Linked DNA regions of Homo sapiens: region 2 is linked to region 1. Evidence: read pairs that join two places in POLR2A ChIA-PET (ENCODE). Cell type or tissue: MCF 10A. All regions are shown on one strand. Links, peaks and the distances in the headings refer to the core of each region. The heading gives the core; the rest is flanking DNA. Region 1 overlaps SLC9C2 (solute carrier family 9 member C2 (putative)). Region 2 holds the start of TEX50 (testis expressed 50).

Region 1 (5,388 bases), core at 77-5,076:
TGCAGGAGTTGAGACTTGAAAAAGGCTTCAAAGAAAGGGTAAGTCTTAAGTGAAGAGGAAGAGAGGAAAAGAGAACAAAGATTTGATAGTGAAAAGTTGAAATCCTGGTACTGTGGGGTGGGTGAGTAGAAGTATTTATTTTTTATCATTTAAGACCCTCTTCATTTCCAGCCACTATGCTGTAAGTACTAGATGGGAGCCTAGAGGTGGAGTGAATCCTCTCCTAACCAGGCTCCCTCGCACCAGTCTGTCTATTACCAGTCACTCGCAAAAGAGTGGGGAAAGTGGAACGTGACTGCTCTCTCATTCTCATGCTTCTTTGGGCCTGATAATGTAGAGGAGACTCGCATTCTTTAGATAAAAAACTTCCTTATTTTTCACTCATAGCTGTCAACTCTGCTCTTTGCAGTGAGAATCTTTCAATTGATTTTCCAGGTTACAGATTTTTAAATTTCTAGTTGTGTTCTTTCTTCTGTTCAACCCATCTATTAAACTTTTTAATTTTTTTTGACAATTACTTTTTGATCTCCAAAAACTGTGGTTGCTTCCTTTTCATAACAACTGTTTGCTTTAAAAGAATTAACATAATATTATCTAGAATCTTCTTTTCATCTTAAAAGATATTTTGCTTCCTGTGTTAATTCTGCTTCCTTGGGGTTCACTCTCCTATTCATTGTGTTTGGTTTCTATATTTCATTCTGTTTTTGCCCCCAGTGTTTGGTGATTTTGGTTATATTTTCATACGTGTCAATGAGGGGCTAAGGTGAACAGTATCAACAGCTGAAAGGTGTTTTCTCAGCCCAAGTTACACTCTTGATTTTTAACTGGAGATGGATTTAAATCCTGATTACTACAATGATTATGTGTGGATACATAAAACCATGGATGGCCTAGAGGTTATGTCTTCTGGTTACGGTGCCTATTTTTTGTGGTGACGGTTACGTTACCTCAGTCAAGAGAGGCTCTTTACTTATTGAAATAAGAAGAGGAAAAGAGGCTGTGAAGATATCTACCTTTATTGGATTGAACATTAATGTGTAACAGAATTCTGTCCTGTTGCTTTACTTTGAAGAATGGAGAAGAAAATTAAAAGAACTACTCAAAGGCTGGATTGATCTGCATTAGAAAGAACACAGAGCTATTCATAGGAGAAAAGATTTCAGCAGAAGGAGGAAGAGAGAAGAAAAACAAGAGACAGTGGGGGGAGTTAAGAATGTGTTTTCAGGAGTTTGGGAGAAGATGCAGAGATCTGAGGGCAGTTGCCTTGACGTGTCACAGGTGAAGTGAATCCCCTGTGACATTTTGAAAGAAGCACCAGTAAAGATTTAAATGGCCTTTTGAGATGTGTTTAGATGTCTAACTGGTGTTTATTCTGAAACTGACTTGGTTCTGGAAATTGGCCTGTGGCAGCTCACCTTAAGAAAAATAAATGTATGCCCAGGCTTTCATGATTATGCTCTCTTTGTAGGCAGGAGTCAGGTCCCATGCGCTTTTGTGCAAAGGCGTTCTAGAGCAGTCTTACAGGGTTGCTGTAAGTCTAGTTTGGTGTGAAGGGGGCCTAGCTGCTTTCTTTGCACCTATGCAAGCAGGGCTGGGCTAGGATATGTTGGTGCCATGGACAGGCTAGTAATTTGGCACCTTCCCAATATTGATGCAATGTTATCGAGTAAGAAGAAATAATTTAATAAATATTACATACCTTATTCTTATATTCAAAATGAGGGATTCATTACATGCGATTTTTTTCTAAACCAAAACAAAGACAACAAAAAAACCCCACAAAAACTTAACTTTGCTTAAACTTTAGATAACAAACCAGGTGTTCCCTATAAAGAGCACTATGCCATGCATTATTTGGGGCAGAGTTTCAGACATCTGTACCTGACAACCCTAAAGAACTGTCAGTTGTGTGATTCCAGGACTGTTGGTGTAGCCAAGTGCAAACTCCCCAGTGACTCAAAGCTGGAGGGTAAGCTTTAAGAGGAAAAGTGCCTGGGACATAGTGGGCATCCAACAAATACCTGTTGTATGATTGATTGAACAGAGATTGGTTAGCCCTGGAGTGCAGTGATTTCTTCAGTTATCTAAGGAGTTATTTGTTAGAAATATGAACTAATCAATATCGTATTTTCTCATTTTTCCACTTCTTTTTGTGCTCCTGATAGGCTGGCTTCCCAACTAGCTGCTCACTTGGCTCACTGCCAAATGAGGCGCTATGAGAATTCTCCTTGGTGCACAGTGGAGTACATACTGATCTTTTCTGATAACTATTAGGCAAGGTAGTTATGCAAGCTACTGACTGTACTAGACTCATTGAGATTGACGTCTGAGCATGGGCAAAGCAGCAGAATTGACCCAGAGGGAAGAAATGAGCCAATAGCTTTTCTAAAACTAGGTGAAATGTCCTCTACCATACTTCCTTTTCTCTGAATTTAAAAGGAAAGCCAGGCTAGGTGTGGTGGCTTATGCCTGTAATCCCAGCACTTTGGGAGGCAGAAGTGAGTAGATCACCTGAGGTCAGGAGTTCAAGACCAGCCTAGCCAACATGGAGAAACCCCATCTCTACTAAAAATACAAAAATCAGCTGGGTGTGGTCGCTCACACTTGTATCCCAGCTACTTGGGAGGCTGAGGCACGAGAATAACTTGAACCCGGGAAGTGGAGGTTGCAGTGAGCTGAGATTGCACCACTGCACTCCAACCTCGGCAACAGAGCAAGACTCTGTCTCAAAAAATAAAAATAAAAGGAAAGCCAGAACTATACTTGGTATAATAAGTATGCTTCTCAGGAATATAAGAAGAAATGCATGTTTTTCTTAATTTCTTACAGAAACTATATGAATAATAAGAAATACATGTTTTTCTTAATTTTTTACAGAAACTATGTGAAATTTTGGAAACCAACAAACAGGATGCTGTCAAAGAATTAGGTAGGTAGTTGAAGTATCTGAGTTCTTAAAGTCATACCTTATTGTCCTATAATTTAATAAAAGAAGAACAATTCATGCTTTCATTTACTTGCTCATTCATTTATGCATTCAACAAGCATTTATTAAACACAGCTAATGGGCCAGGTATGGGAAAGCAAAGATGAGTAGATCCTGACCCTTAAACAGTGCAGAATCTTGTGGAGTGTATGAGCGTATCAATAGATAATTGAAAAAGTTAGCAGAGTCCTGTTAGTTGTTATGGGAGTGTACAGGAAAGAATGAGAGGAGTGTGGAAAGTGTATTAAGGTGGCAAGGTCAGAGTCCTCAAGGTTAGAAGAAAAAGACATGTGAAGGTTACCTTTGACAAAATGGTTTTGTTTCATTGTTTTGTTTTTTGCAAAGATACTCTGGAACATAGGGCTGCAACGAATGTCATTTCCTGAGTATCTACAGTCACTCCACTTTATTTGAAGCACAGAGCAGGAGCCCAGGGATTTTATGCCAAGTTTTTTTGGGTCAGCTTTTCTCATGGGGGGCTGTGGGCCAGGCTGTCAGTGTGTGCAAAAGCATCTGGTAGAGGGCCCAGCATATGGAAGGCCCTTAATAAATGGAAGTTATCAGAAAAGAAAATAAAGTAAAACCATTTCATATTCATGACCACATTGTAAGATGCCATATGGGGTTACACTTTCCAAATCAAAATGGAAAGAATGTGATCTAATGAATGAAAGTGTAAGTTTAGAGACAACAGATTAGAATATTTTGGCATTATCTCAGAAAACCCATGACCCATTGTTGCCATTTATATGTTGACAGATTTTTATTTCTGTGCTTTTAAAGATTAGGGGTTAGGACAGCTGCATTATATTATGTTTTAGATCAGTATGGAATATTACAAAGTTTTCTCAATTCACTACTCTAAAAGGCAGTGCTTGTTTCCATGTGGTTACTGCAACTGATGACTGAATGCTTATCATGGCAGGAACTGCTAACTCTTTATGTACATTATCTCATTTAATCCTTATAATTACTCTGTGAGGCAAATACTATTATTACAGAGGTTAATTTGCCTGAGGCCCTATGGCTAGTAAGTAGTGAGCCAGGTTTCTAGCCCAGGTGTATTTGACACTAAAACCTATGCTTTTGATCATTGCTACCTTTCACTTTAGTGGTCAATTCATTTAGTTAAAAAGAAAAGAGTGTGTACCTTCGATATGGCAAGCATTGTGTTCAATGTTGAATATGAAGATGAAACAGATGCAATTTTAACCTTGACTCACAGTCCAGTTCATGTCTTCTGAGGTTTACTGAAGGGGAAAGAATATGCTCCTTGATCTCAGAAAGACCCACCAGCCAAAGTCCAGGGGTACTTTCATTGTGTCATTTATTCGTCTAACCAACAAAAATTATACAATATGGAGGATGAGACAGAGAAGTAAAAATAGTAACATGATAATGTAATGAGTTCCATAATAGAGATATGGAGGAGATGCCATGGGGATAAGAGAGAGAGAGTGATTTTCTCTTAGCTGATGGGGGAAGCCAGTTTCCAATTTTCTCATCCATAAAATAGAGTTGAAAATAACTCTTTGCCTGCTGACCTCATGAGTTCTGCATGAAACTAGAATCAAAGAATATTGTGTAAATGCTTTGGAAATTATACAGTATTATACTAATATTAGTTATTGTGGTTATTGCATAGGCCACTTACTGAATTTTATTTTCTTTGCTGTAGTACTCATGGAGCATGAGGGTCGTGATGTTGTCATTGCTTTGAAGACTAAACAGGCAATCCGGAATGTGATTGCTAAAGCTCTAAAAAATCTCACCTTCCTTTGTTCAAGAGGCATTATTGATAAGCATGAAGTCATTGAGATAAATAAGGTAATTTTGCTTGATTCTGTCCGCATAACACCCCAGCCTTCATGGTTACTTTAGCAGTGTGTAATAAGGAGGGAGATTGAAAAAATTGTTTAACCACAGGTGTTAACTCTATAATCACCTTCAGCCTTTGATAATGCAAAGGACAACGAATGCCGATGCAATCCGGTACACTCCATTTGTCAAAACTACTTGATTGCAAGTAACAGAAACCAACTTGAACTAAGTTTAGTAAAGAAATGGTTGGGGGATTTATCAAAAGGACGCAGAGTACTTTATAGAACCCACAATAGCCAGGATATGTGACAAGGCCTAAGGAAGGGATTTGAACAGCGATGTAGAAAGCTTTCTAGATTCTCCATTTCCTATCAGGGTTGCCCTCTATGGCATCTTCCTTTGGCTTTCCCTATAGACTCACTAGATTTTTCTGCTTCTCCATCCACTGTGTCAATTGAATTATGAAGATGATAGGTTCAATCTGAGTTAATAAGTCAGTGAAAATAGTAATAAGGGGAGACTAGGGACAAAAATGGTTAGAGGAATTTAGATAGGATGAGACAAGCTGTGAGTCAACAATC
Region 2 (5,388 bases), core at 54-5,053, 110 kb before region 1:
GCCACGCCAAAGGCATACTTAGAATCAGTATAAACAGTTCCTTCTTTGTTCTGCAAATGTTTCAAAGCTTGGTTGAGTGCAAACAGGACACAGGTTTGGGCAGACTAATTATTGGGCAGTCTTCCTGACTCTACTTCTTCAAGAGTTTCTCCATCAATTACTGAATACCTATTATGTTTTTCTCCTTTGACTATTTTGGGGGAACCATCTATAAACCAGTGCCGTCCTGTTTTAAAAGGGGCCTCTCCTAGATCTGGCCTGACTTTTGTTTGGTAGTCAGTCAAATCTAGACACGAGTGTTTTTTAAATTTGGGTCTCCTGCCAAGAAACCCGCTGGGTTGAGTGAATTATCAGTAGTCAAGGGTAAATCATCTTTTTCTAGCAAAATAGCCTTATATTTCAAGATTCTGGAGTCAGTAAGCCACCTTCCTGCTTTTTGATTTAAAATAGCTCTAACTTGGTGGGGCGTGCTTACAGTTAATCTCCCCCCAAAGGTTAATTTTCTACTTTCTTCAACTAATATTGCTGTAGCCACAGGTGTTTATCTTCCCTGTCTTACTCGAAACATTTCCTATCTTGAAGTTTTGGGGTGGTGCCTGGGATAGGCCCTTTCCCTGGAGCTTTCAACCCCCCTTGCTCCTTGCTGGAGGTTTCTAGCACTCCTGGATATGGCAGCGGCAGGGGGCTGGGGGTGGCTCAACCTCTCCTACTAGAGGCTTCTTGCCCTTCCTTCCTTTGGAGGCTTGCCAAGGGCCTTTTCCCATGTTGGATCCTAGATAGGCCCAATCCCTTGTGCTAGGGATGTCTCGCCTATTCTTTTCCCGGCAAGGCTCAATCCCCCAGATTCTTCAGACTGGGGATGTCTTGGCTGTCCCATCCTTAAAGGCTTGTGAAAGGCTCAATCTCTCACACCAGAGATGTCTCGCCGATTCTCTTTCCCTGGGAGGTTAACCTTCCTCCTTTTCCCTTTCGGTGGTTCCTTACACCCTTCCTGTTTGTGTTCATGCACTCTGTCCAGCAACAGACTGGTAGTCGTTCACACACACACACACACACACTCAGCCTCCAAAAGCTGACCACCAAGGAAATACTTTGCCACCCTCTTGCAGCTTTTCCTACCTTGGCCCGTGCATGGAGTCACCTGGTCACTGTGGTCCTGCAAGCCTCTCTCTTTCCCTGCGTTGCTGAGAATCCAACTATATTCCTTGCTCCGGGTAGGTCCTGGCTGTCCTCCAGGGGCTGCTACAATGGGCAGTGGGGCACCTCCCCATGAGAGAGGACCAAAGACTGTCCCAGAGGGGAATGTTAATCCCCTACGGGCCACCAAATTGTTGGGAACGGGTGCTTAGTGTTGCAAAAATCAACACTGAGACAAAGGATCTCTCAGCAAGGCTAGTTTACTTTCTGCAGAAAGGGTGCTGCTTGCTAGCAGTCTTGCCACACACCAACAAAAGAGACAGGGTAATTTATAACCTGATGCATCCACCCTACTGCTGTGTCCGGTTTCCATTGGCTGGAATGGGACCTCACATTCTGTACTCAACCTGATTGGCTAGCAACTTAGAACTTCCCAAAAGAGGCAAAGGCAGAGGAGAACAAAGGAAGAGAGGAATTAACCTGTGGAATGCTGAGAGAGGCAAAAACACTTACAAATAAGGAAAGAGAAACAGGCTATGACCTCATGCTTGCTTGGACCTATTCAGGCATGCCAGGGCAAATACCTATGCTAAAATGTGGGAGCTAAGAACAGAGTATATTGATTTCTTTATTACAGCTAGCAGAATTTAAGAATATTAGCACAGGTCTTTGAGTAAATTTTGCTTCTAAGAGAGGTTACTATCTATTCTGAATTAGACTGGGAGGAATGTCCCTTTGAAGAGGAACCTCTATTTCATTTTCTACAGTATACAATTTCTTCTCTAGTACTTTAGTAAGTCCGGGTTCTTTTTTAATTGAATGGGAAGTAACATTTCAACCCAGGCTTCTTTGGAAAATTTTAGTAAAGATTGTGGCAAAAAGTTTATAAAGGTTTCCAAAGAACAATTTTTAATCCTTAGATGATAGATTTCTTTTGTGATATCTATAATTGACTAAGCTACATTTGCATATGCATTTATTTAGTATCTTCTGGCTCCTTCTTCTTTACTCTTCTTCTTTAATTTGCAGTGCTTAATTTTCTTAGAGGAAGGATGGTGAGACCTGTGCTCCCAGATCTTGTATATCACTGATGCTGTGGTTGCCACTCTGTGGAGTGTTTGGTCAATGTTGTTGATCAATGGGCTTTCTAGATCATTACCAGGTTTTTCTAAGGAGGCTTGCTTTTTCAGCTAAAAGGAGAAAAACAATACAGATTTTATCTACATAAAACAGTAGAGTTCAATACTATAGTATAGTTAATAATATAGTTCAAATTAAATTTATGTTCTAAATATGTAAACAAACCTTATTAAAACAGCACACATCAATTATTTATACTAAAGGAAGGTTACTATAGAAGTAAGGTATAAGTGCAGAGGAAATGTTATCTATATGCCACATGTATGATCCTTATCACCATCAGCAAACAATTAGTGTGTCCTATGTTTAGGGTACTCTCTTGGGAGAAATTATTTGATTAGCAAAATGTATTCGTTTATGAAAGAACCTCAAGGTATAACACCATAAAGTAATAGTCATTTTAAAAATAAGAAAACATTTATAAATATCTAATTCTTCTGAAGGTCAATGAGGTTTTGTTTGTTTTTTGATCAAAGAGCTTTTAAGGTTGCCTCTCAAACTATGGTGTCATCTATTGGCAAAGTGGGAAATTATGTAATAGTTTAAAAGCTCCATTTCTCAGAAAGTTGTTCTAATATTAGCAATTAGTTTATAGCCCATATAAAAATTACATGACACCTTTTGTACTTAGATTTCTTAGATACATCTGAAAGGGTTCTAAGAGATCTCTTGTTACAGATCCTTTTGTGGATGAGGCAACTGAGATAGAGCAAATGACTTACCTAAGGACCCAGACAGATAACTTGATTTTCCATACATTCTCCTCATGGTAGCACACTACTTTTTTTGGTGTGTTTTGTAACTTGAAGTAGAGGGGGCTAGATGATTCTAAGGACCTTCTAATTCAATACACATTTGTTGAACACCTAGTATGAGCAAGATACTGTGCTAGATGCTGGGAATGAATGGGAAGTTGGGGGAAGGTTACAATGAGGAATAAAACACGGTACCCTCTCTCAAAGAAACTAGTAATATTATGTTCTAAACCCTTAGAGATTTTGTAACTATTACTACTTGTATCACGAATTCACCTTTTTTTGGTGTTTCTTCCATTTCTTCCACAGGTAATGCACAGACAAAACAAATAAGACGAAGAAGACAGCTTGTAATAAATTATAAATGAGATATAAACAACCCTGAAATATATCCATGTTAGCAAAGTCGCAGCATAGTTTATCCAGAAGATAAGGCAGGCAGTGAGATGGAGAACCCTTAACTTTCCAATAATGTACTTCTTCTGGAAGAATCTCCCATCCAACCTTTGTCCAGACAGTTCCATCACAAATGCAGAAACTCTCCCCGAAGAAGCAGATAAACAACAGAGAAAAAATCAGCGGTAGTCTTTGATTAGACATCCTTCTTTGTCAATTGAAAAAAAAGTAGCTAAAATTTAGCTATTTTAAAATAGCTAAATTAGCTAAATAATAAAATAAAATAACTAAATTCCCTACGAAGGGAAGCAGAAAATACCAGGAGCTATTAGTTAAAATGGTGCTTCAATAAAAGCACTTCATATAACCTTGCCAGTCAGCAAAATATGCCCAGCAAAGGATACAGTGATGATCATTGTAACATCATCAGTCATAGTGACTCAGGGATAAGTTCAGTGACATCATAAATAACCACATTGGAACTAAAAGGTGTCACCTGACCAATCACATTGAGTTTCTTAAAGATACTTTTTTGTTGTTGTTGTGTTGTTGTTTTGCCAGAATGGTTTGAGCTTCTTCAATTTTCTTAAAAGTGAACACTTTACTAATATTTTGCTAGCTAATAAATTCAACTATAGTCATATTAATAGAATCTTATGGAAACAATTTACTCATGTCACCTCTAACATTTCTTCTGAAGCACTGCAGTTTTACATTTACTTAAAAAATAGTATACCACTTCACATAACCCAGCATCTGCTTTTATTTTTTTGTTTGGGAATGTCCTTCCCTTCAAATAGTTCAACAAATATTGAGTGCCTGTCCCTTATAATATATTCCTGTGGTGGTGATGTGGTACTATCAGGTAGTGGGTGAGGGGTGAGGAAGGTGGCATGGTATATGATAAAAAGATGGGACATAGACCTTGCCTTTAAGGAGTGTACAATCTAGAGGTAAAAGCAAAAAGTAATATAATAATTAAAATGATTCTGATTTTATTATAAAAAATAAATAGTTCTCATTTTACTAAATCTAAAAAATTTTAGATTTTACTAAATGAGAACTAAATAAAATTATAATCACATAACTGTTGAGAGGGCAATGAGTCCCACTTGGGGGAATTAGGAAATTTTGCAGAAAAAGATATGTGAGTAGGCTTTGAAGAATGAGTAGAATTTTTATAGGTGGCAGTGTAGAGAGGGTATCTAAGATTGGGGAAGCATAATAAGCAAAGACATTTTGTGTAAGCATTCATATAACAAATATTTGCTGAGTGCTGACTGTGTGCTAAACATTGTTCTAGGAGCTGAGAATATATACACAACGTAGCCCAAAACAGAATCATTACCTTCATGGAGTTTACTTTCTAGTAGGGAGATACAGAAAATAATTGTATCTATCTAAATCTATATGTCTGTATCTGTGGAGTGCTATGGTGATATGATATGTCATTGTAGTTTTGATTTGCATTTCTCTGGATGATCAGTGATGTTGATCACCTTTTCATATACTGGTTTGCCATTTTGTATGTCTTTTGAGAAATGTCCATTCACATCTTTTGCCCATTTAAAAAAATAGGATTATTAGATTTTTTTCCTATTGAGTTGTTAGAGCTGCTTATATATTCTGGTTATTAATCCCTTGTCATATGAGTAGTTTTATTCCATTCTGTGGGTTGCCTCTTCACTTCGTTGATTGTTTCCTTTGCTGTGCAGAAGCTTTTTAACGTAATAATCCCATTTGTCGATTTTTTCTTTGGTTGCCTCTGCTCGTAGGGTATTACTGAAAAAATCTTTGCCCAGACCAATATCCTGGAGACTTTCCCAAATGTTTTCTTACAGTAGTTTCATAGTTTGAGGTCTTATATTTAAGTCTTTAATTCAGTTTGATTTAATTTTTGTATATGGTGAGAGATGGGGTCGAGTTTCATTCTTCTGCTTATGGATATCCAGTTTTCCCA

Evidence for each region. Peaks named below come from ENCODE experiments on the same cell type or tissue, not always from the same donor. Only the 100,000 strongest peaks of a DNase experiment are listed, where the experiment ranks them.
Region 2: POLR2A ChIA-PET joins it to region 1 with 6 read pairs; 5 of 35 experiments call an interaction of 5 or more read pairs at or near these places.

What each region holds. Positions count from the first base shown.
Region 1 is chr1:173,524,204-173,529,591 of GRCh38, reverse strand. SLC9C2 (solute carrier family 9 member C2 (putative)) reads left to right here. Exons shown (of 28, transcript NM_178527.4): 19 at 2,878-2,929; 20 at 4,665-4,813. Among named protein-coding and RNA genes, the nearest start is that of PRDX6, 50 kb to the right of the region's middle. In MCF 10A, for the core only: no CTCF peak of the experiment used is centred there; a DNase peak (open chromatin) is centred at 2,271.
Region 2 is chr1:173,633,766-173,639,153 of GRCh38, reverse strand. The region is part of intron 3 of ANKRD45 (ankyrin repeat domain 45); the gene reads left to right. It overlaps TEX50 (testis expressed 50), which reads right to left and starts at 3,816. Exons shown (of 2, transcript NM_001195190.3): 1 at 3,309-3,816; 2 at 2,024-2,327. The coding sequence starts at 3,632. The coding sequence ends at 2,118. LOC105371619 (a long non-coding RNA gene) reads right to left here and starts at 1,449. Exons shown (of 3, transcript XR_922291.4): 1 at 1,120-1,449. In MCF 10A, for the core only: no CTCF peak of the experiment used is centred there; no DNase peak of the experiment used is centred there.